2 separate regions of the Homo sapiens genome follow, and region 2 is linked to region 1. The links are chromatin loops, found by intact Hi-C in ENCODE. Cell type or tissue: endothelial cell of umbilical vein. All regions are shown on one strand.

What was found. Hi-C counts contacts between places; a loop is a spot of excess contacts. Peaks named below come from ENCODE experiments on the same cell type or tissue, not always from the same donor. Only the 100,000 strongest peaks of a DNase experiment are listed, where the experiment ranks them.
Region 2: it touches region 1 in a loop (6-fold over the local background); 37 of 110 quality-filtered maps call a loop at or near these places.

The regions. Positions count from the first base shown.
Region 1 is chr9:114,893,968-114,896,467 of GRCh38, reverse strand. It overlaps a transcript of TNFSF8 not described here. Among named protein-coding and RNA genes, the nearest start is that of TNFSF8, 35 kb to the left of the region's middle. RefSeq lists an enhancer at 1,431-2,500. In endothelial cell of umbilical vein, no CTCF peak of the experiment used is centred here; DNase peaks (open chromatin) are centred at 887 and 1,447; H3K27ac peaks cover 2,500 bases.
Region 2 is chr9:114,676,421-114,678,920 of GRCh38, reverse strand. The region is part of intron 1 of TEX48 (testis expressed 48); the gene reads left to right. Among named protein-coding and RNA genes, the nearest start is that of TEX48, 4.5 kb to the left of the region's middle. In endothelial cell of umbilical vein, no CTCF peak of the experiment used is centred here; a DNase peak (open chromatin) is centred at 1,350; H3K27ac peaks cover 2,081 bases.

The DNA of each region.
Region 1 (2,500 bases):
CACTAGAAAGTTTAAATCAAACCTTGGTATACCTTAGAATCCTGAAATCCCAGGCCACTTCCTAGAGCAATTAAATTAGAATCTCTGGATTTAGAACCCAGGCATCAGGATTATTTTAAGCTCCCAAATTTAAGCCAAATATTAAGAGTCAGTGGTTTAAATCTTTGCTGTTATGTCCTGGTGCCTGGTATCACCAGAGAGCTTGTTAAAAATGCAGGCATCTCATACATACCTAAAAACTGGAACAGAATCTGCATTTTAATATGATCCAAGAGATTCAGGTGCACCTTACAATCTGAAGAACACTAGTTGGTTGACTTTTTCTGGTAAGTGGAGAAGATTGCTGGTAATCCGTTATGTTTCTCTGTTTCCCCCAAGTGGACTTTCATGAATTGGCTTGGTCTTCCTTGTCTGCTGCTTATGCAAATGTGAGGGTCTAAACACTACAAAACCATCAAGTCAACGTGATGGTATTCATTTGTAATGATCACCACTGAATTTTTAACAACTGCTTTTGATCCAACTGTCTCCCTTGGGAATATTGGGCAACACTAGGAATAATCTGGACAACATGTTGAAAGCTTTGGATGCAGTTTAGAAACTTCTATGGGGGCTGTACTTTCCCTATAGCCAAGGAAAGAGAAAAAAACAAGTCTGAGGGTGGCAGATGGGAAAGAATAGTGGCCTTGGCAACTGGAAGCCAGTTTCAATCTGAGCTGAAGCAATTACTAACTCTATGACCTTGGCAAGTCACATGGACTTTGTAAACTTAAATTTTCTCAGCTGTACAATGGGAAGCTGTTGGGAGAACAAACACATAGAATAAGCTTGGAAAGTGTACAACTCTTGGGGTATTTTATCATATTCAGTGTCTGTGAAGGAGTTAGACCTTGGGGAGAGGAGTAGGAAAAAATGAATCAATGCAAGTTTGAGAAAAGTGAAAGTTCCTCAAATCCACTGAAGCCTATTCCCATCTGCATTCAGAAAAGCCAGCCATTGGATCAACAAAGGTCTCTGTCAGGCCAACTCTCAAAGGATGGTTTCATCCTGCAGGGAAAACTGGACTAGATAACCAACTGACTGTTTGCGAGATGCAGTATCAAGGTCCTCTCCCTGTGCCTCTCTAGAAGCAGCACTGATTGCACTGCAAATGAACACTTTTCTCACTTAGAAATGAGCACTTAGAAGACAAGAAGAATCCATCTCCAAATCCCAGCACCCAAATCAGTGTCCTACACAAAGTCAGCACTCAGGAAATGTTTAGATTTCACTTGCAACAGGAAGAGGGAATTACCAGGCAGGGATATCAGCTAAACTAGTCAGGAACAAGCTGATTTGAAGGCTGATCCTCCTTCACAACCAGGAGGCTCCAAACAAAAACCAGCTGAAGTATTTCATCATTTCCTTTCCATTGCTAGGGACGCAGATGACCTAACCTCCTTGACATTCTGACTATGCCTTCCGTTCTCACAATGAGTCTCATTTTACCAGCTGGCCTGATGCAGTCAGCGCATGGCACAGTACTCAAGGGAAGAAAGGTCACAATCCATCACAGGATCAATACAATGGGATGAGTAAACAGCAAGAAAACACTGAAGGAGGCTTCATTTCTACCACCAACATTACATTCATACACTCACACAGTCCTCAATTGCATCTGGTCTTTTCATCCTCCTCATTCATTACTTTGATGTGTTTACTTAAACCGCTTTATGTTACGTAAATAGATATAATTACTATCACTTACTGAACGCTTGCTTGCCAGGTTTCAGGCACCACATGGAAGCCTTCAAATACTGTAGTCTACTGCATCTCACCCTTATGAGATAGAGATGACCATTCCCATGTTGCAGATGAGGAAACAGAGGCTCGAAGAAATGCTTAAGTATGTCTAAGTTTCAGCAGCTCATGAGCTGAAGAGCTAAGATGTAACCACTGCAGTTTGGCTCCAGAGCTATATTTCTAACCACACTACACTGCACTACCCTGAGGCTACTTGACCTGGTGCCTGCTGATTCCTTTGTCCACAAGGTCCTTGCCCTTCATTCACATCTTGTTAATTTGACCTCATTCATAAAATTTCAACTCAGACATTATTGCTCAAGAACCATTCCGCTAAATTAGACATGCAACCTGGACCTTGATATTCTCACTTCTGTCTAAAAATTTACTACACTCACTATGACAGCATGATTGTACATTTGCCTCCCTGCTAAACTGTGGGCTTCTGAGTAACAACAACGTCAAAATGTATCACATCTCTCCTGCCGATATCTACAAAGTAAAGTTATTCTTTCTTCCAGATTACTGTGGCATGATCCTCCACCATTCACACTCTACCCTGGACTCTGGGAAGGGACACTGCTGCCTTGAAACTCTACAACCCTGAACCTTGATGCTGGTTGCTGCAGACAAGAACTGCTTCTACCCTGGGTCACTGTCACTGCTAAGTGGAAAGTCATGAACTTGATGGTACCAGTCACTCTGGGCCTAAACCGAC
Region 2 (2,500 bases), 220 kb after region 1:
TCTTCTGACCTTTTTCATCCTGCTACTCTTAAACATTTTCCCCATTGTTGAAGGTCAACAATTTTTTTTTTTTTTTTTTTTTGAGTCAGGATCTCCTGTTGCCTGGGCTGGAGTGCAGTGGCATGATTATAGCTCACTGAAGTCTTGATTTCTCAAATTCAAGCAATACTCTCTCCTCAGCCTCTGAGTAACTGGAAGTGCAAGTGCACACCACCATGCCCAGCTAAATTTTAATTTTTAGTAGAGATGAGGTATGTTGTCCAGGCTGGTCTCAAACTCCAAAACTCAAGCAATCTTCCTGTCTCAGCCTCCCAAAGTGCTGGGATTACAGGTGTGAGCCACTGTGCCTGGCCTAAAGGTCAACAACGAAATGAACTAATTGGTACAAATATGATAGTCCAAGACAATAAGTAACGAACAGAATCCTGAATTACACAGGATATACAAAACAAACTTTCTTTTGTTCTGAAATTTGGGAAGATTCTATTTTTACCCAACTCAACTCTTACTCAGAGTTTAAATTCGGCCTCTCTTGATCTACCTTCAGTGCAGAAGTTTTAGGTGGGTGTTGTGCAATGTGATTGTTCTTCTCTAGAAAAATGCTCCCTGAAAAAGTTTATTTGGGCAGCCAGGGGAAGGAGTAAGAGGAGTATACGTGGGTAGTAAAGATCAAGTTGGGTGGAGAGAGAAAGACAGAAGCAAAGAAAACAGGTGTCAGAAGGTTTGAGTAAGAGTAAGGTCTTTTTTATCTTTTTCTTCCTGAGGCCATAGCATTCCAGACAAAGAAGCCTTCTATTTATGTTTGGCATTTTTGTCTTCTCTCTTCTCTAGAGCTCCTCTTAAATCTGATTTTTGACATCAAAACTTTGTCATCATGGCTACAGTAATCCTAAGTCATCTAGTGAACTTTTGCCATTTATTAAGACAAATACATGAGAGTACCTATAGTGAGAGTATATATACGGAGTTTTTCCAGGAAGAGGCAACAACCTTAATGCAGATGAGACCACGACAAGCAGGAAAGAGCACGCTACAATTGATAAACAGTTTCTACTTGTGCAGTGTCTTGAATTTCTTGACCAAGCAGAGCCTAAAAGAGGCCACATGATCAAAAACCTGAAAATTACTGACTCCCGAATATAAGCTAAAAAAAAAAAGTGACCTTCTTTTATGATTTACCAAGACAGAACACATGCTGACAAAGGTTTAGAGGGACCCAAGTCCAGGTTTTAGCAATTTCTTCTAGACAAATCAATTACCACTCCAGTAAAACTCCAGACACTCAGGGCTGACTCATGGTGGGGGCTTGTCAGAGCTATGCTTCCATTCCTTTCTTATGAAGTGCATCCTTCTACATTCAACATACACAAGGCAGTCTGGAACAAAGCCAAACCCCGTGAGGCAAGCATTTTTATAAGTGGATGAAGACAACTGAAACTAAAGCAAGTAGCAGAATACGAAGCAGATTAATGGCAAGGATATTTGCTAAATGGTGTATCTCCAAAACAAAAGATCTAACTGCCTGTATAAATTTCTATTTCTTTATAAATTATAGGAAAATGAAATAAATCCACTAAAGAGAACTCAATGAAATACATCAGAGCTAAAATCATGTTAAAAAAAAAAAATCCCATGACACTGACACTAGGTCTAGGGAAAAACAAAAAAACAAACAAACAAACAAAAACACCTCACCTGGCAGCAGATCCAAAAGACTATTGGAGATTGGAGCTAAATGGACCTAGTGAGTGCCCCCACTTTGACCAAAAAATCCACACAATGGTGACATCTGTATGTGTCTAGCCCGCATCGTATCTAACCACAAGGAACAGCTTATGTGCAGAAAGTTAAAAATCAGTTAGTGGAAGGGAGGAAGGAGATCTGTTTGGCATAGTTTTTTTCCAACAGTCAGAGAAGGTTCATGTGTTTATTCAACAAATATGTATAAAGTACCTATTCTGTGCCCATCCCTGGGCTGAGTGCTGAGGATACAAAAGTGAATAAAGGCCAGGCGCGGTGGCTCACGCCTGGAATCCCAGCACTTTGGGAGGCCGAGATGGGCAGATCACTAGGTCAGGAGATCGAGACCATCCTGGCTAACACAGTGAAACCCCGTCTCTACTAAAAATACAAAAAATTAGCCAGGCGTGGTGGCAGGTGCCTGTAGTCCCAGCTACTCGGGAGGCTGAGGCAGGAGAATGGCGTGAACCCGGGAGGCGGAGCACGAAGTGAGACAAGATTGCGCCACTGTACTCCAGCCTGGGCAACAGAGCGCGACTCCATCTCAAAAAAAAAAAAAAGTGAATAAAATACTGTCCCTGCTTCCATGGACATTTGTCTATCCTGTGTCTTGTTCACTGCTATATCTCCAGCACCTAACAGTACCTGGAACATGGCAGGTTTTCAGTAAATACATGTGAAATAAATGAAGAAAAAAAAAAGAAAAAAGCTTGGCTGGGCTCAGTGTCTCAAGCCTATAACCCAGCACTTTTGGAGGCTG